2 separate regions of the Mus musculus genome follow, and region 2 is linked to region 1. A link is a loop called in an ENCODE intact Hi-C map of the cell type or tissue named here. Cell type or tissue: left cerebral cortex. All regions are shown on one strand. Links, peaks and the distances in the headings refer to the core of each region. The heading gives the core; the rest is flanking DNA.

Region 1 (9,877 bases), core at 669-8,668:
GAAGTGAGGGGGCTCCTTCCTTGATCAGAATCTCCCGGGGACCATCTTCAACAGTCAGGTGACACCAGCCGGGAAGGAGGAGCCTGACATGTGGAGACAGATGAATGTGAGGTGGGAGAGATAAGGGCAGAGCACCCTGACTGAAAAAGAACGTAGAAGTCAGGGGAGGTGGTCTCACTCCCACTGGAAGCTCAGACGTCAGAGGCGCTCACGCCCCAGCCCATGGGGCCCTGCCCCAGTTTAATTGTGGCCTATGTACTTCTCAACCCAACCTCTGAGCTCATTTACGGCAGTTTTATTTTTTAAATAATTTTTGAGGCAGGGTCTTCCTCTGCAGCCCAGAGTGACTTCAGACTCAAAGCGATCCTACCTCAGCCTCCCAAGTGCTGATCTTAAAGGTGTAAGCCAGCAAGCTCAGCCATTTTATTTTAAAAGTGTGGATGCAATTTCTTTTTTTTTTTTTTTTTTTTTTTTTTGATTTTTCAAGACAGGGTTTCTCTGTGTAACCCTGGCTGTCCTGGAACTCACTCTGTAGACCAGGCTGGCCTTGAACTCAGAAATCCGCCTGCCTCTGCCCTCCCGAGTGCTGGGATTAAAGGCGTGCGCCACCACGCCCGGCTAAATTCTGTTTTTAATAAAAATCTGGGCATCACCCAGGGGTGTGTGTGTGTGTGTGTGTGTGTGTGTGTGTATCTGTGCCTGTATACGTTAATTCCAGCACTTGGGAGGCAGAGGCAGCAGATCTCTGTGAGGCTGAGTTGAAGCCAGCCTGTTCTATACAGTAAGTTCCAGGACAGCCAGGGCTACTTGATAAGACCCTGATTTGGTTTTGTTTTTTTAAATTTGAGATGGCAAGCAGTATGGGGACAGTTCAGGAGTTCTGTGGGAAGAAACCCCTAAAGCAAACAAATAAAAAATGATCCTAAGGAGACACTCATGACATCAGGAGCCCAGGTTAGGGGAAAGAGGGCATCCCTATCTGACCCTTTTCTTCCATCCATCCATCCATCCATCCATCCATCCATCCATCTAATTTCTCTCTTTTTTTGGGACAGGGCCATGCTATGTTGACATAGCCTTGGAGGAACTGGTGCTTTCTATGTAGCCCAAATAGGTCTTGAACTCTCAGAACTTCCTGCCTCAGCCTCCTAACTGCTGGGATTACAGGCATGTGCCACCAATCCTGGAAACCCTTTTCTTTGGAATGGTCTGGCTGGACAACCCGTAACCATAAACTCACCGGAGAGCATCCCCTGGCCATGAAGGCCCTGGTGTAGTAGGAGAGATGGCCAAGTTGGCCACCTGCTGCGAAATGTCACTGGCCTCCTCAGCCTCCTCATAGAGTGTCTTGGCATATCGGACAAGGAAGGGCAGCAGTTGGCACACCTCCTTACGCAGGGATGAGGTCTCCTCCGCCAGCCAGGCACCCAGGATCCGCACCGAGGCAAACACAAAGGGCTCTTTCTGCTTCTCTGGCCCCACCTGTGGTCACAAGACCCCAGTGAAACAGAGCTGAACCAGGTACCCTCCTCTGCCTGCCAGTAACAGAACTCAAGGGAAATCTTGGCCTGTGGGCCCATTACTTGTGGGCACCGAGGGCCGGTGAAATGGATGGCTCAGTGGGTACATGAAAACCTAAGTTTGATTCCTGGGAATCACAGCGTGAAGGGAGAGACCTGACTAGCTCTCCAAACTCCACATGTGTGCTGTGGCATGCAGGCATCGTCCTTCCACCACGTCTAAGAAATAGATAAACATAACTTAAGGGGGTGGGGGCAACAAGCCTACCTCTACCCAAAAACCTAGCACATGGGAGGGATTCACCCCACAGGGGCTGGTCACCTAGTGGGACCTCAGTGTGGACAATGGAATCAAGTGGGTCTCAGACAGTATGTCTAGTGCTTAAAGACTCAAGTCACATACTCCTAACTGTACCGCTAAGGTAGCTGGGGAGCCAGAGGAAACGTAACATTTCCTTAGAGAGGCTCTGAATTGAGGCAGGGAAGGGAAAAAGACTTGCTATCAAGTAGTGAGAGGTCACCCATGTTTTGGTTTAAATCAGAAAATAAAATCAGAGCTTAGCATGAGTTGTTGGACATAAGGCTGGTGAGTCCAGTGGCTGAAGCAGGCCATTAAAGAGACCAATCGCACCTGACTCCTAAGGGGGCAGAAGAGGTGGCCTTGCAAATACAGAGAGTAAAGGACATGGGAGGGGGAAACAGATTCAGCAGAAACTCCAGAGGCAGGAACCAGGCCACTCCCCGTCCCCCCCCCCCATCCTTCTCCTGCATCCTACAAGTTTACTTGGAAGACATGTAAATACGTAGCCAGGCTGATATGTGAGACAATGCTTTAGCGTGAGCAGAACAGTCTGCTTCGACTTGGTGTGTGATGTGTAGAGTGTGTGTACTGGAGAGTATATGTGAGTGGGAGGTTTCTGTGTTGTGTGTGTGTGTGTGCTGTGATCAGAGAGCACATATGGTGTGTGGTATGGTGCTTGTGTGGAGGCCCACGGCAGGGAGGGAGAGGGAAGGAGGCTCGGCCACACACTACTCCTAGAGCGCTTGCTACCAGTACCAGCCAGCATGTACAGCTATGCTATCTCCCATCACACTCGTACGTCCTCTGCGGGCCAGTGGATCCTTACCTGCAGCAGGTAGTGGATGACAGCGCCAATGGCCTCTTTCATAATGCTCACGAGCTGAACCTTCTGTGGCTCCTTAAGCAGGGACTGCTCACAGCGGGTGCACTCCTGGATCCCCAATTCCATAAGGGCATAGCAGGCTGTTACCACGTCTTCTTTCACCTCTGTGCCTGTCTCCTCGAGAGCCAGCCGTACCTCCACGCACGCTAGATTCACGAGCAGGGCCAGAAACTTGCTCCCAGAGCTGCCCACTGGGATCCAGTCGGAGCCGCAGGCATGAGCCAGGCGGGCTGCCAGCTTCAGTGCAGGGTTGCGCTGCCAGGAGCTCAACTTGCTTCCTAGGATTCGTGCCAGCCCAGCCTGCAGATCTCGGTGGCATTCAGGGGGCACAGTTGTTGGGGGCAGAAAAAGGGGCAGCAGCTGGCAGAGCTCAAACTTGCTGGCATCTTCGGCTCTTTGGAAATCCTCACTGAGGCCTCGCAACACAGCCAGCAGGTCGGGCTCCGCCTCCTTCCAGCACTGTGTCTCTGCAGCAGCCAGCAGCCCCACCAAGAGTGCCAGAGCCTGGTCAAAGCCGTAGCCATGCCCCAGGTACGCCTGGCACAGGGCAGACACGGTGCCACCAGCAATGAGGTGCCGGGGCCCTCGGGGTGTGCCCGCAACAGCTGTCAGGCACTGGTAGGTGTCATCGATCATGGAGCGGCGGGCAGCATCATCAGGGTCCCCCCGGGCTGTAAGGAATGTGCTAAGGATGGGGATCTTGTTCAGGACCTGGGGATGGCTGGCTAGTTCAGGGTCGCTGCAGAAACAGGCCAGCAGGGCCACGCCCAGGGCCCGGAGAACGTGGTCAGGGCAGCCATCAGGTGCCTCCTTAGTGGTCAGGAGTCGGTTGGGAAAGGTGAACCCAACGGCATCAAAGATCCTACGTCGGGTTTTGGCATCAATGTCACCTGCTTTGACTGCCTTCGTTACCTGGGGGGGGGGAGGGGGGGGAGGGTAATACACTATCAGCAGAGTGAGAAGAATTGTAGCAAAGACTGTCCCTACCCTGTTCCCTGGGCACTGCAGGAATGGGTTACGCAATGGGATCCATTCTGGGGTCATCTGGTCCAGCTCCTCCTTCCTCCTTGGAGACAAGACAGGTGTGACCTCTGGTATCCCTATCATGTCTGATTGCCTCATGGAAAGGAGTTTGTCCAGTGGCCCTTCACTACACATCTGGGCAAACGGTCATCACCTGGCCAGCTGAGGAGTGCCTCCTGGTCTCTAATCCATTAATCCATATGCCTAAGACCTGGGAGGCAAGGGGCTTCAGAACTCAAATCCTCTAAGGATTCAGGGTCCTTCCCTAAGGACTTCTCTCCAGAGAAGTCTCTGATCCATTTCCGACACCTTCTCACGGGAAATGGCTCCTGTGTCTCGTTGCTCCGCATGTCAAAACATTTCCCCTTACGTTTCGCCTAAACACCTCCTCTGCTGCAGTGTGAGCCCTTGACTCCAGAGCCTTCTCCCTGTTGCCATGGCAAACAAGCAACTGCTGCACTCCCTCCTCCCTTCACCCCCCACACACCAACTCATCCCCCCCCTCCCACCCCAAGCACTGCAGCTCCTGCTTTGCTGTCCCCAGCTTGGGTTCCTCTAGCAGACTAAGACCCTTTACTTTTGACATACTGATCATCACTCTGGTCATCTCTCAGAACCTCTTGCTAGTTACTCCCCATCCTGTTACTCTCTCAGGTCGAGGAAAAGCTACCCCGGCCCACAAGTACTCTGCACTAGTTACAACCTGCTGCTGTTACCCTATGAGTCAGCTCCCATCTGCTCCGGGACGCCCCAAAAAGCAAATCCAGGCAGCCTCCTCCGTGGTCCCATGCCACAGTCTTATTCACCCCTCTTCTCCCCTTCCCCCATTCTCAAGAGAACAGAGTACAAAGGTAGAGGTCTCAGGCCTTTTTTGGTACCTCCGGGTTGCCAATACCACTTAGATACCCCTGGAGACTTGCTGACCCCATTCTTTGGGGGCCCTCCTGACCAGCCCTCCCACCTTCCAGGTCCTTACTAGCAGCAGGGCTGCAAACTGCTCGCTGTCATTCTTGGCCTCACGGAGGGCTCCCAGGTAGCGCTCCAGGGTGGGGTTTCGGCTCTCTGCCTGGTTCAGAGCTGGCTCACAATCCGAGGCCATGATGCCCGCCTTGCCCAACTGTGAACACAAGAGGGACTGAGCATCCCTCTGCAGAGGAGGGGCGGGGGCGGGGGTGGAAGTGGAGGATGTAGGGAGGGATTAGCACAGAGGGAGGGGGGGTGGATTTGGAAGGGTGGCTTCCTCATGACTGACCTCCCTTGGGGGAGCCCCTTTAAGAGGCTGGACCTACAAATTCTTTAGGATGAAGAAGGGACCCTGGTCCAAGGTCACCTCCAGAAAAGTGGGATATGAGGACCATGCATGCCGCTGCTCAGCTGGACAGCTTTCCTCACCAGTCTAGAAGTGGGAAGGAGCTGGCCCAACTGCTCAGCAGCCCCTGGCACCAGACACCGGGTTTTATCTCTCTCCAGGAGGCACACGAGGAGTGAGCGGTGAGGACAGACAGGGAGGAATGCAGACAGACACGGGTCAAGTTCGATTATCCGGACTCACGCCGACAAGGAAGAAAAGGACATTCTAGGGTTCCTTTCCCCTCCCTTCTTCAGAGAAAGTAGACTGGCTTCAGCAGGAGTGAGAAGGCAAGCTCTCCAGAGAAGGCTTTGAAGACTCCCCTGTGGACCCACCCCTCCAGCCAGGGCTCTTAATCGCCCCCGCAGCCTCCTTGCCTTCTCTTCTTTCCCTCCCTCGGGCAGAGGCTGCAGAGGCTGCAGAGGCTGCAAGAGCAGGAGCTGCAGCTGCTGCTGCAGCAGCAGCAACATTAACCCCTTGTGCTCCCTGTACTCTCCCTGTCCGTCCCGCTAACAGCCTGTGGGTGCCGGCACTGGCTGGAGAAGGAAAGAGGGGTCGGGTGGCTCTCAGGATAACAGAATCCAAAAGCCGGATAATCGAAGCGGGGCTGCAGTGATGGAGAGATGAGAAGGGGAGAAGGGATCCTGGCGGTCACCACCTGTCCCGCCGCAGCCAGGTCACAACACGACATTGATGAAGTCGAACGACAGGGCAGCGATGAGATCACACTTCACGATGGCGCGGTGATGTCACGGAGAGATCACAGCGAAATCACGACATGAAGGGGACAGCCCCCAAATATGATAGGGCAAATTTAAAAAAATATATAGGTAGATAGATAAATACTGAAAGGGGTTGTGACAAAATGGAGTCTCGACAGGGTACGGTGATGTCGAGATATGGCACGATGGAGTCGCGATAGGGTCCCTGGGGAGTCTCGGCATCGATCAGCGCCGGTTCGGAGAGGCTCCGGCTGAGATGCAGGGGAGGGCTTGAAGGGGGCTGAGCTCACCAGGCTGCGGCCCCGAGCGGCGAAGTCTTTCTCCGGGCGCGATGCTCCGGGAGCCTGGGGCTGCTGCTCACGCCGCGTTGCCCACTCTTGGCTCCAGGCTGCTACAGCTCCACCCCCACCCCCGCATCGCTCTCGACCAATCGGCGCTGGGCTCACTCCGCACTCTGACCAATGGCACAGCAGGGCGCTAAGCAGTAGGGGGGCGCCTCCGGTGCGGCCATCTTGCTTGTGGGCAATTGCCCGAGTCTGGGGCCTGAGTGCTCGAGCTAAGGAGGAAAGGTGCGGGCCGCCCCGCAAGGGCTCGCGGCCAAAGGCTGAGGGCCCGGACGTCCTCGCTTGTGCGTAGCTCTCCCCTCAGCGCCGCCCCTCCTCCCACTTTTGGGCTCGCGGCTGGAATTGCGCTTCCGGAGGGTGGGGGCAGGAGGACTGGCTCAGCGTGAAGAGTATGTTTCCGGGTTGAGCCCCGGGAGGTGGGAAGGAGGCGGCGTTTCCGGCCGCGGTCGCTGTCCAGGGAGGCTGAGGCAAGAGGGAGCTGTCCGGGTGGGGAGCCAGCACTTCCTTCTTCCTCCTCTGCGTGAGGGGAGAGAAGGTTGGGGGTCCCCGAGCCCATGGATCGGGAGGAGGCGGAGGCCGCCGAGAGCCGGCACCCCTCTATGTGGCCCTGAGCCCCGGTAGGTGGCCGGGGCGGCTGACTGCCAGGCCGAGGACCAGGAGCTCAGGGGAGGGGCAGAGGCGGGACGGGCGATGCCTCGGGTACGCTGGTCCGGCGTTGGGACCCGGAGATGGCGCTCCTGGCTGGGACAGGACAAATCTGCTGCTTCTAGCCTTGCAGGTGCCAGAGTCCCAATCTGAACCCCTCCGCTTTGGGACTCAGGCCTGGTCAGGCAGCTCCCTCTATTCCCTGACATATGGGCAGACCAGGCTGAGGCACTGCGGTCCTTATGATACTCTCGACCTCTGCAGCCTCGTCCCGAGTTGCTGTCTCTGGTGTTTGATGATCTTCCCATCGAGATTAAAAGAAAAGAAAAGGGAAAAAAAAAAGTTGATACAGAATAAAGGGGGCGGGGCTGGGCTCGTTGGCGAAAACCTTCCTCCTTGAGAATTTTGACAATTATGCCCCTTAGAGGGTCCTGCGGTGGCTGCAGTGAGCACAAAAAGCGAACTGAAGGAAGTCAAAGTAGAAGACCTCAGGCGGGGTTCCAGGAATGCTTTGCCTGGTCTCATCTCACGGTGGTTGTGCCCAACTGACAATAGAAGCTGTTAAAGCTCCTTAGCTGACTCTCCTTGTGCTATCTTGTGATTAACAGACTGGAAACTAGGAACAAATTGGAAAGACGACCTCCTAGAACAATCTGTTCATTTTTCCAGCTATTTGGAAAACAGTGTTTGCAAATATAAGCAAAGCTATTCATGCAGTCTGTTCTGTAACTTTCTCAAACATCTAGGACTTTTTTCTTTCTTTCTTTCTTTCTTTCTTTCTTAAAGCTTTATTCTTGATTACTCACACCCGTTGAATAGACCGGCTCTGTCGTTATTCAAACATATCTTATCGCTGTGTATATAAATGGAGTTCCACGTATGTAGCTGACAGACTGAACTATGATACATTCCCCATCAACCTGAAGTATTAAGTAAACATTACCCCCTGCTGTATCTGAACAGCTGCTGCAACAGCGTGCTTTTATTTCGGGTGTACTTGTAACGCCCTAAATGCCAGAACTACCGGGAGCTTTTCTAGATTTTCATTTGTCGAGTATTGTGGGGGTGTGTGTGTTCTCTCCCTGGGTTGCTACCCTTTGATTTGATAACAAACATTTTGGGTCTTAGCAGTGTTTTGTCGTTCCTGCCTCTGGTCAGCAAGCCTTTAACTGGACCCTAGCAGTGATTTGTGCCCATAGGCAATTGTAGGTTTGAGCCGAGTAAATGGCTAGGAGTGCAAATGAGATTAGCTCTGCCTCTCCCATGCACTTGTAACCAGTTTGCTAGTCCAATGGTATTTATTACTCCTGTTTTCAAAGCCTTCTCCTTTCTTTTTTGCTTTTCCCACCCACGTGCCAAGATATTGATGACAGGTGTTGAGTCACCTTTAGTTTTAAATCCTTTTGTGGTAGGCAGAAACGAGAACACACTCACGAACACACACACATACACTCTCTCAGCTCCATCCTGGGAGGCTAGCGAAGTTTCCGAGTATAGCTTCTTAGGCTACACCTCATGATCTTTTCAATGTGTTTGTGGCCTACACACCTCTTTTCTGACCCATGTGCCCTAATGTACAATTACGGGAAAACTAGACTAGGAAAGGGTAGAAGAGAGTGAGAGAGATAAGAGTCCATTCGGTGCCTATGGCTCAGAGAAAGGCATTACCTCAATTTGGAGTTTTATGTTTGCCTCTTCATTTCTTGGCATTGGCATTGAAATCCATTCCAGACAATGCTGGTCTTTTTGTATGCTGGCTGGAAGTGAGGGTTAGGGTTGCCAGTCTGTGCTATTTACCAGCTGTGGGTGACAGCTTCGTATTTATCATTTCTTTCATCAGAAGATTTCTAATTGTGTTTGTTTGGAGGCAGGGTTTTTCTGTAGCCCCAGCTGTTCTGAAACTGTAGACCAGGCGGGCCTTGAACTCACAGAGATCTGCCTGTCTCTGCCTCCCCAGTGCTGGGGTTAGAGTTATGCATCACCACTGCCAGCACAAGATTTTTTTTTTTTTTTTTTTGAGACAGTGTCTCATTATATTCTCTAGGCTGACCTTGAAGTCCTGGATTTAAACAGTTCTACCTTAGCCTTCCAAGTAGCTAGGACTTCAGGTACGAGATACCATGCCTAGTCAACAGATTTTTGAATTGTTTCTTAGAACCCTGTCAACAACTCATCTTGATATATATATATATCGTTCCTCTTTCTTCTCCCCTCCATCCTACAGCCACTAGATTACAGAGTAGCCAGCACAGTGCCTAAGTCAAACATATGGGGAGAAGTATACAAGTACTTAAGACAGGAATTGCAAATGACTTGGATCAGGCAGATAATGTAAAAGTGTAAATTGATGTGAAAGTGTGACCTGGGTAGATTTGTAAGATAGGGATGGTGGGGGTGGGAGCAAACAGGGCAACGCGCTTGCTGTGCCTAAAGAGAATCACCTTGAAAAACTATACTGCAAGGCTGGGCAGTATAATCAGAATTAGTTAGAGGAAGTCCAACCTCTTCATAGATAACGAAGTACTTTGGTCAAAATCACAGAGCAGTTAGTAGAAGCTGAAGGGGGAAATCAGACCTGCCTTCCCAGGTTGGTGCTCTTTCCCGTTCTCTCACAGACGTTAGCTTAGACAACAATGGGATACAAAAATCACTTTAACAGCAGATTCACTTTATATATCCTTGCTCTGTTGTTACGCTGATAATTATAGGCTCTGCTGAAGCTCAAGCTGAAAATTTACTGGCAGGGATGAACATTGAAAGACACACTTGAAATTTCTCTTTCTTCTGATCTGTCACATTTTTCTAGCATTCCACATTTCCAGGAATCAATTATTAATTGCTTGGCATATAATTTCTTCTCTTTCTGTCTTTCTAGTGTACTGGTTCCGCCTCTCTGGAAGGCCATGGAGAAGAGACTGGGAGTCAAGCCAAGTCCCGCTTCCTGGGTTTTGCCAGGATATTGTTGGCAGACATCAGTGAAGCTGCCGAGAAGCCTGTACCTGCTTTACAGTTTCTTCTGCTTCAGCGTTCTGTGGTTGTCAACAGGTACCATATCTGAGATTTAAGATGTAACCTCTTCCACCCTGCACCC
Region 2 (9,877 bases), core at 774-8,773, 68 kb after region 1:
ACAGTTTTTGCCATTCTGTTTCTCAGGGTTTCCTTTGTTGGTAATAGAACATGGTGTTGAGATAGTCCAGTCCCAAAGCAGCATGTGATTTCTGTGTCCAGGCAAATGCCTGCAGATTGTCTGTGTAACTGAAGGACTTGCCTTGTGCTGTATTGACTAGCTAGTTTGGGTCATTTATACTTTCTCTGAGTATAATGGCTTCCTTTTTTTCTTTTCTCCCCTTCCCCCCTTAGAGTTATATCAGAGAGCTTTTATTCTCTCTCCTGGGACAGCTACAAGCTGCGGCTTTCATAAAAGATGGTTTCATTTTTCTCTAAGTGCAATATTCCCTAGCAAAGACAGAGAAGTCTCAGGCTTCCCATTTGTCCAGGAAGCCCTTTCCACCCCAGCCTTGGAACATGAGTTGACTAGCCTGTTGTTTGCTGTAAGGTCTTCAAGAATTGGCCTCATGTCAAGTAAACAATTATTGCCAGAGGAATACGACTGAATCAGTAGTTTTCTGTGGTCTGAACTGTCTGCTCTCCCCAGCCCCCAACAATTATTGGGTACAAAATATCAATAATACCAATGTGGAGAAACTCAAACACATAGGAGATAGGCGGCAAGTAGTGTCAGAGCCACGTCTTAAGTAGGAGAGTAGCTCTGTGGGTGCTTTAGAAAGATTGACACACCTGTCATAGCAAGACCAATGGGCTGGAGTGCGTGGGGCACAAGAGGGAGAGGGATTCAGAATCTGTGAACAGTGAGTCAGTCGTTGTAGCAACTGCAAAAGAAAGGCAAGCCTTCCTTCTGACTGCCCTCTGCCTTTGTTATTTTATATCTTACTTTAAAAGCATTCACCCAATAAAAGTGTCATTGAAACAGAATTTGAACTCTTTGGCAAGTAGTGTATTGTATATAAAGCACACCTGGAGACCAACATTAGTTGAAGCCCAGTGGAGAAGAAATCGGAGCACTGAATCTGGTGTTGCCGTGCAGTGCTTCCAGGTGCGGGCAGTGAGCAGGAGTGAGGGCCATGGGCCTGAGAGGTGGGATTTACGCTCCTTTAGATTTGCTAAGCAGCAGCTCACTGGTGACCTTGAGAGACCCTTTCCAATGGGAAAGTACGTATAGAATCAGGCTCGAGGGATCAGAGACTAGACAAGTAGCAGATGAAGACAGTGGCTGAGGGTGACTTAGGAAGGGGAGACATGCCCTCTGGCTGTGCTGCTGAGCCCGCTGCTGCCACTTTGTTCCAGTTGTAAAGGAGCTGGTGGTGTCTGCTGGGAAGAGCGTCCAGATCACCCTGCCTAAGAATGAAGTTCAGTTAAATGCCTTCGTCCTTCCAGAAGCAGAGCCAGGTAAGATATCCTGTCTGGGAAACATTTCGGTTAGCATTGGTATCTTAGCCTCAGTTCATTTGCTTTTGCAACAGCCCTGTGAGGTTGTGATGTGCATGTGGGCACACATCTGCATGGGCACAGGAGGCAATGTTCTGCCCAGCTGCAGATCAGAGGCTCTGTGTCATTAGCACTTCTGCATTCCACATAAGCTAGGTAAGTGCTTTACCAGAGCTACCCCTCCAGCCTGGTCCTATCGGCTTTGATGTCAAGCCTGTGTCTAATCCTGATTCATTTATTAGCTTAATTATTTAAGCAAACTACTCCTATGTCTTAATTTCTCCATAAAAATTGGACCATAATCTTTATTTCACAATGTTACCTTAAATGGTAACATTTAGTAAGCATCTTTTTTTCCTCTTTTTTTTTCACTTTTAAAAACTGTTGATTAGTTCTTTCTGAACTTCACATCATGCACCCCAAACCCACTCATGCCCCCTTCCCCTTGTACTTACCCTCCATCCTTACAGCCTCCCACCACCCAACAGAGAAAAAATATCTCCTTGTGGAAGCTGTAGTGTGTCAGGGCGTCTGTCCCACAGTATACCCTTTGTCCACACTTCTTTGCTTGCAAATGTTCATTGCATGACTCCTTGGTCTGGTACGAAGCCTTTGGCTTCTGCTAGTCTGTTGATACTGGAACCTTACTGGGACTCCTCTTGGGTATCCTGCTGTTGCCCTGTGTCATGGAGATCTTGTAGTTTTAGATCTGTAGGACCAGGTTCTTCATGCACTTCAGCAGTTCATCCTCAGGGTAGATGTTGGGCTGGGCAAGTCAAAGCCAAGAGGGCATGAGAGGTTTCATCTGAACTGGGCAGCCACTTTCCCACACACAATGCCTTCATGGCCAGCTTACCACCAACCCCCTATACCATTGCCAGCTCTACTGTGCTGCCCAGGTGAGGTGCAGGCTCTGCTCTCCTCCTGAATGCTGCAGCCAGTGAGGCACATAACGAGCTCTCCCAGGATGCCTAGGTGAGAGGTAGGACCAGTTCTGCACAGCCCTTAGGCATCAATGTCCCTAGGCAGCGGCCCGCACCTGGGAGTCCATTGGCCTTTGGTGGAAACAGACCCCTGCTGCTGCAGGGCCACAGACCCAGACGTGACCCCCAGGGTCCGCACAGGCTAGGACCCCACCATGGTTCCAGGTGGCATCACGGCTACTCACATCAGGCTGTTCCCCACTACCCTGAGTCTCCAGCTCTGCCTTTCTTCGTTGTGCCCACATCCTTCTGTTTCTCTCTCTCTCTCTCTCTTCCATTTCTCCACCACTTACTTACTCCTCTCAGTGGCTCCCAGGGTCTCTGAGTGTCTGGGGTTGTCTCAGGAGTGCTATGCCTCACCCAGGCATTATGGCACTGGGCAGGGTCATCATAGGCATGGTCTGCCCCCAAGGCCTGCACCCCACTCCTGACTGGTGTTCATCTCAGGCTAGCTCCCTGACTGAGCTCTCTGGCACCAGAGTGGTAGTCATCTCAGACTAGCTTTTTTTTCTGATTGGGAGTGTTAGGCTACAAATCATCCAGATGTCATAGGTCAGAACACTCAGTGTAGACATAGCCTCTGTCTTTTCTGCCACCACTGATGCACATGCGACACAGCAGCCACACCTGCCACACTTCTAGGGTCAAGGTAGTGTGAATCTTTTATATAAGATTGTGTTGTGTCCATGTAAAAACAAACAGGAAGGCTGAGCTATAACTGTGTGGTAGAACACTTGGTTGGGAGAAGATGAAGAAACTGAGATGCAGATGAACCTGTTTATTTTAGCTAAACAACTGTAATATGAGATGTAGAATTTGGAGGTATTCAAGAACAATGCTAGGATGGATTTGTTACTTCAAAGATCAGGGCTGAGGGCTGGAGAGATGGCCCAGTGGTTAAGAGTAGCACTGCTCTTCCAGAGGACCTGGGTTCAATTCCCAGCACCCACATGTCAGCTCACAACGGTCTGTAGTTCAGGCTCCAGTGGATCCAACTTTCTCACACAGATATGCAGTCAAGACACCAATGTACATAAATATTTTTAAAAATTTAAAAAGTCAGGGCTGGCCTGGCCGGGCGTGGTGGCGCACGCCTTTAGTCCCAGCACTGGGGAGGCAGAGGCAGGCGGATTTCTGAGTTCAAGGCCAGCCTGGTCTACAAAAGTGAGTTCCAGGACAGCAAGGGCTATACAGAGAAACCCTGTCTCAAAAACCAAAAAAAAAAAAAAAAAAAAAGTCAGGGCTGGTAAGATGGTTAGAAGAATAGTGGCTCTTGACAAACCTGATGACCCAAGTTCAAGTCCCACAACCCACATGGTAAAAGGAGAGAACTAACACATACAAATTGTCGACCTACACACGCACACACACACACACACAGACAGACACGGAGACATACGTACACACACACAGACACACACAGAGACAGAGAGAGAGACAGACAGACAGACACGGAGACACAGAGAGAGAGACGGACAGACAGACACGGAAACACACAAACACACAGAGACACAGACACAAATACATACACAGGGGAGAGGTAAATTTAACAGAAAGACTTTAAAGAAAAAGTACAAACTTCAACATGGCACACAAAATTTATATTTGTAAGTTATATAAATGAGTTAGTGATAAATTCAGTTTAAAACCTTGGAGTATTAGCATCTACTTCTTTCTTTCTTTCTTTTTTCCTTCCTTTCTTTTTTTAGGATTTATTTATTTGTTTTATGTAAGTACACTGTTACTGTTTTCAGACACACCATAAATGGCCATCAGATTCTACTACAGATGCTTGTGAGCTACCAGGTGGTAGGAATTGAACTGAGGGCCTTTGGAAGAGCAGCCAGTGCTCTTAACCACTGAGCCATCTCTCCAGCCCCTCTTAAGACCTCCTGAGACAGGAGTAGAGCATTGAAAGTGGTTGATTTGTGTTACTTGTGTTAAAGGCTGACCAAGCAAAGTGTGCTTCCTCTTTCAGGCAAGCCCTTCTGTTTTCTATTTGGGTGTTTCTGATTCACTGTTCTTGGCTGTTGGGTCTGGAGACACTGCTCAGTGTTTAAGAAGATGTTCTGCTTTTCCAGAGGACCTGAGTTCAATTCCCAGTGCCCACACTGGTAGATTATAACCACTTGTAACTCCAGCTCAATTGAATCTTGGCCCCATAGAGCACCTACACTCTGTTGCACATATCCCTACACAGACACCCATTACAGATAATTTAATTTGTTATTTTTGAGACAGAGCCTCACTGCGTAGGCCTGGCTGACCTTGAACTCATTGAGTTTCACCTCCCTCTGCTTCCCGAGCTCAGATCAACCATGTGTACCTGGTTGAGTTCAGCATTCTTTTTTTTTCGTTTGTTTGTTTTCGAAACAGGGTTTCTCTGTGTAGCCCTGCCTGTCCTGGAACTCACTCTGTAGACCAGGCTGCCTCGAACTCAGAAATCTGCCTGCCTCTGCCTCCTGAGTGCTGGGATTAAAGGCTTGCGTCACCACTGCCCGGCAGAATTCAGCATTCTTCCTGTGGGAGTCTGATACTAAACAGTGCATTTGTGCAGGGCGTCCTTTCCCTTCTGTACTTCTGCTCTTGAGATGGCATTTCCCTATCAACTCATTCCAATTTCTTTTTTCAATTGAAAAGATTTTTCATGCAGTTCCTCTTCCAGTTCCTCTACCCACCCAATTTTATGTTCTTGTTTTCCCTCTCTCTCTTTCAAAAGCAAAAGCAGACAAAAAACAAACAAACCCAACCCCAAACAAGGAACAACAAAAAGTCTCACAGAAACAAAAATGAAATAAACAGGCAAAACAAATAAGCAAAAAAAAAAAAAAAATTGCCCAAAACAAAGCAAAATGAAACAAAAAAGCCCATAAAAATACCACTGAGTTTGTTTTGTGATTGCCAAACTCTTCCTGGGCCTGGGACTCCCCTTAGTGTGATATACCCAGGGAGACTCCATTGGTGAAAATGGATTTTTCTCTTTGCCAAGTTGGTTTGTTGATTAGGGAAGAGACCCCGTGTCCTCTCACCTCTCTCAGTGCTGGGACCCATTTGGCTTGAACCTGTGCAGCTCTCAAACATAGTGCCACCGTGTCTGTGAGCGTGGGTGTGCATCGGTCCTATTGTAGCTGTAGAGAGCTATGCTTCTCTCATGAACTTCAGCGCCCTTATGTTTGTACATAAATGTTTAGGATTGAAATAGCCTCTCAGGGGACTTTTCCTTTAGTGAGTATGTAGCATCCTTCCCTATCTCTTCTGCTTTGGATCTTTAGTTCTGTGTGTGTGTGTGTGTGTGTGTGTGTGTGTGTGTGTGTGTGTGTTCTATCCTTTTACCCTGCCATGATAACAATCCTTGATATTGAGATATGTTTCTTGTATGCAGCAGAAAGATGGATCCTGTTTTCAGTTCTATCCTGTTAGTCTATGTCTTTATTATTGGGGAATCAAGACCATTAGGAGCTCTCAGTGAACAGTGTTTATTGATGCTTGCTATTTTGTAGTTATAGTTCCCCCCCACCATGATTTCATTTACTGTTCTGTGAATTTTTATTCCTTGTGTCTTTTTGGGTGTGGTTAACCTCTGCAGACTGAAGTTTTTCTTATAATGCCCTTGTAGAACTGGATTGGTAGATAGAAATTGCTTCTTTGGGTTTATTGTGGATTTTTTTTTCCTCGTTGATTGTGATCAGTGGTTTTGTTGGCATCTGTGGTCTCTCAGCGTTAGTAGAACATCTGGCAGGGACATTTTGGCTTCCAGAGTCTCCATTGAGAAGTCAGGTATTATTCTGATGGGCCAAAGTTTATACAGGACTTGGTCTTTTTTCTGTGTATATTTTAATTTTCTTTCTTTGTTTGTGCATTTAGTGTTTTCATTATTATGCGTTGTAGGGAATGTCTTTTCTGATCAGTCCACTAGTGTTTATATGCTTCTTGTACCTTGATATGTTCCAGAAATTTTCTATGATTTTTGTTAAAATATTTTCTGTGCAGTTGACCTGGGTTTCTTCTCCTTCCTCTATATCTGTCATTCATAGATTTGATCTTTTCATCGTGTCCCAGATTTTCTGGATGTTTTATACCTGGGCTGGCTTTTTTTTTTTTTAAAGATTTACTCATTTATTTTATGTATGAGCACACTGTAGCTGTCTTCAGACACACCAGAAGAGAGCATCATTGGATCCCATTACAAATGGTTGTGAGCCACCATGTGGTTCCTGGGAATTGAACTCAGGACCTCTGGAAGAGTAGTTAGTGCTCTTAACCACTGAGCCATCTCTCCAACCCTAGATTTAATTTTTTAAAAAATGAGCTATCCACCTCTCCTGCCTTGTCATTTGTTTGTTTGGTTGGTTGGTTGTTTGGTTCTTGTTGTTGTTGTTGAAAGAAGATTTCTCTGTGTACCTTGATTATCCTGAAACTCACTCTGTAGACTAGGTTAGCATTAAACGCCTAGAGACCCACCTGGTTCTGCCTCCTCCATGCTGGGATTAAAGGAAGGCATGGAGGAATGAAAAGCTCAACCCACTGTCTCTTTGCTTGAGTGTTTAGTTCAAGGTGAATGAGTTCAGTCTCTTCTGAAGATGGAGGTGGGGAAAGCATTCCCTTAAGTAGCGCTTGCTCCCTCCTCTGCTCTGCTGTGGAAGTCAGGCCCTGCTTTGCAGGATTTTCCCCTAACTTGTATTTGTGCACATATTTCTGAGTTATTGTCATGTTGCAGATCAGAATTCCAAAACACATGTTTCTTTCAAATCCATGAACAGGTTCTTTAGTTCTCTGAAGTAGCTAGCTGGTTATACTTTAAAAGTTGGGGCCACTGAGGCAGAACCCTGTTCTTCATATTTTTCTTCATCCTCTTCTTCCCTGTGGTGGCACACTAAGGTCTCTGTAAGGTTGGAAGGTCTGGTTTCCAACCCCCTGCCTAGATTGACAGTCAACATTCTGTCTATCCACCTGTCCCATATGCATGCCCCCCCACCCAGGGGTGGACTTATGCCTATGATGCATCCGTCGTTCCTTGAGGGTCTCTGAGTAGGGATAGCATCCCTTTTTGAAGTCTGTTTTTAGCTTTTGATATATAAAATGATCAGTTCCCAAACCATTGTGAATGTGTTTGCTGTGTGGAGATTTTCTTTTTAAATTACAGTTTGAAGAATTATCTCTTAGCGTGAGTCCTGGCTATTGCTTCTCTGCCTTCATCCTTGACTTCTGTGCGTGCATATTTGAGACTAGCTAGGAATAACAACAGGCCAGAACCATGCTAGGTTTGTGAGGAAGGATTGTAAAACACAGGTCACCTCTGGGGTTATGGAGGGTTGGCTTCGGGCGCCCGCCGAGGTCACTACTGGAGTTCAGTAAGTGAAAGTGTGGCTGAGCTCTGCTAAGCATTGTGACTTGTTTTCCCTCCTGAGTGAGAACTCCCTTCTACCGCATCCCACCTTTTCCCTGCTAGAATGCAGTCTCCAGTTTCAGTCCCTCTACTGGGGGATTCCACATGGATACCAGGATCCTCCTCGTGCTATGCAGTGATAGTCTGAGCTGCAAATGAGAGCCATTTAATGCTTCATTTGAACTTAATTAATTTCAGTGGGGCCTGTTTTAAATGGGCCATGCCCTTCCATCTTCTGCAGCGTGTTATTTAGCTCAGCAGGAATGAAGTAGCTCTTTTAACTCACAGGGTGTGATGACCTCAGCTGGGCCAGCATTGTTAGCACTCGGTAAAAAGCTATTTTTGAACCATGTTATTTAGAAGTCATTGCTGTTCTTTGTTGCAAAAGAAGTTTTGTGAGAAAATGACCTTTGTTCCCAATGAGTTCATCTGTAGTGCTTGATAGGGTAGGTATTTTCAGTGAGAGACACACCATGAACAACCTGTTTTTTTTTTTTTTTTTTTTTTTTTTTGAAGATGGCCCAGGGGTGGGTATGGGGCAGAAAGAGCACTGTCAAGAAACCCTGGCAGAGTCAACAGCAGAACCCTCTCAGGAAAAGGGTTTGGCTTCCCTCCAGGCTTTGGGGTAGGATCTTAAAACTAAGGCTTTGTCAGGGTTTAAAGGAGGTTTGTTATTGGCAGGCTGTGGGAGCGATTTGTTATTGGCAGCCTTTTGTGTGTAGGTGCGTGTTTGCATGGTTTTTCTCACTGCCCTTCTATAGGAGAAACCTACACCTACGACTGGCAGCTGATCACTCATCCTACAGACTACAGTGGAGAGGTGGAGAGGAAACATTCCCAGAGCCTCCAACTGTCCAAGGTGAATCTGTCTTCTATCACTTGTGGGACCAGGGGAGAGGAGGTGGTTTTTCTGAAACAGAGAATACCGAGTTTCCTGTTCACACTGAAGTTGGGAACAGTCTTTCAGTTGTGAAGCCTTCAGAAAGTCACCATGGCGGACAGCCAGTGTTTGTTTAGCATATAATTCTCAAATTTTCATTGCTGGTGAGAAGACTGTACCAGTATGGTAGTGATGGCTGAAAATATACACTCAACAGCTCTGTGAGGTGGCACACGCACTTCAGAGTTCCAGAGATGATCGAGGTTATTTGTGGCCACATGACTTTATCTGCTGGTGTAGTCCCTTGGGAATTCAGGGGAATTCATAGTAGTTATGAGCAATAAGTGTCGGTGTCCTTTGGCCCAGCACTTCCTGCATCCAGTGGTAGGTCATTGCTTGATGTAGCAGCCAGTCAGGATTACCCATGAATTATCATAGTCTCTCGGGAACCCCCTGCCTCTGCCTCTGGAGGGTTGGGACTAAAGATGTCTGCCACCATATCTGGCCAGTCATAATCTTAATAGTGAAGAACTGCGGGGCTGTGGGTGTAAGGGAGAGGGGGAAAAGACAGAGCCCACGTCTGGCCAGAGTTCCTGTGCTCTGGGCAGGCAGACGCCGGAGGATTGCTGGATGCTTTCCATGCAGCCCCGGGTGGGTATCTGGCTGTGTGAAGCCACTGACCCCACATGGCAGGGGGTGGACAAGGGGCAGCCCCTGGTACCAGGTTCTCAGTCTCTGGCATCCCATGCTGGATACAGCAGAGGATATAGGAAGAGGGCAGAGGGAGAGAGGTTCTCACGCAGGCGAGAGTCCTTAGTCCAGGCCTTGATGAACAGAGACAGTCTATGGTTTTAGAGCTTTATTGTAGAAAGGCAGAGGGAAAGAGAAAAGGTAGAGAGAGAGAGAGAGAGAGAGAGAGAGAGAGAGAGAGAGAGAGACCGGCCATGGCCAAGAGGAGAGAAGGGGGAAAAGGAGAGAGAGAGAGAAGAAAGGCTAGAGAGTAAGAAAGCTTAAAGAGAGAGGTAAAAGCTTAGAGAGTAAGAGGGAGAGAGTGAGGTGGGGCCAAGTAACCCCTCTTATAGTGGGCTTGTTATCTTGCTGTTGCTAGGTAACTGGGAGGATTCTAGCCTGAAGGTCAGAAGCTTGGGACTTTGTGTACTGACTGCTAGCCATGAACCTCTCTTTTGGGGGCTGTGGGGGTGGTAACTTTGACAGGATTCAGGGGTCCAGGAGACATGAGGGAACGCCT

What was found. Hi-C counts contacts between places; a loop is a spot of excess contacts. Peaks named below come from ENCODE experiments on the same cell type or tissue, not always from the same donor. Only the 100,000 strongest peaks of a DNase experiment are listed, where the experiment ranks them.
Region 2: a loop joins it to region 1, with 3.0 times the contacts of the local background. A loop is called at or near these places in 9 of 42 quality-filtered maps.

The regions. Positions count from the first base shown.
Region 1 is chr4:126,747,238-126,757,114 of GRCm38, forward strand. It overlaps Ncdn (neurochondrin), which reads right to left and starts at 6,192. Exons shown (of 7, transcript NM_011986.4): 1 at 5,734-6,192; 2 at 4,704-4,844; 3 at 2,648-3,616; 4 at 1,241-1,482; 5 at 1-83. The coding sequence starts at 5,766. AU040320 (expressed sequence AU040320) reads left to right here and starts at 6,533. Exons shown (of 21, transcript NM_133886.2): 1 at 6,533-6,758; 2 at 9,662-9,831. The coding sequence starts at 9,690. In left cerebral cortex, for the core only: a CTCF peak has its summit at 4,836; DNase peaks (open chromatin) are centred at 2,498, 3,010, 4,176, 4,478 and 5 more places; H3K4me3 peaks cover 6,488 bases; H3K27ac peaks cover 4,536 bases.
Region 2 is chr4:126,815,135-126,825,011 of GRCm38, forward strand. AU040320 (expressed sequence AU040320) reads left to right here. Exons shown (of 21, transcript NM_133886.2): 5 at 1,239-1,340; 6 at 8,510-8,607. It overlaps Gm24161 (a small nucleolar RNA gene), which reads right to left and starts at 3,011; the gene lies at 2,882-3,011. In left cerebral cortex, for the core only: no CTCF peak of the experiment used is centred there; DNase peaks (open chromatin) are centred at 4,361, 8,033 and 8,577.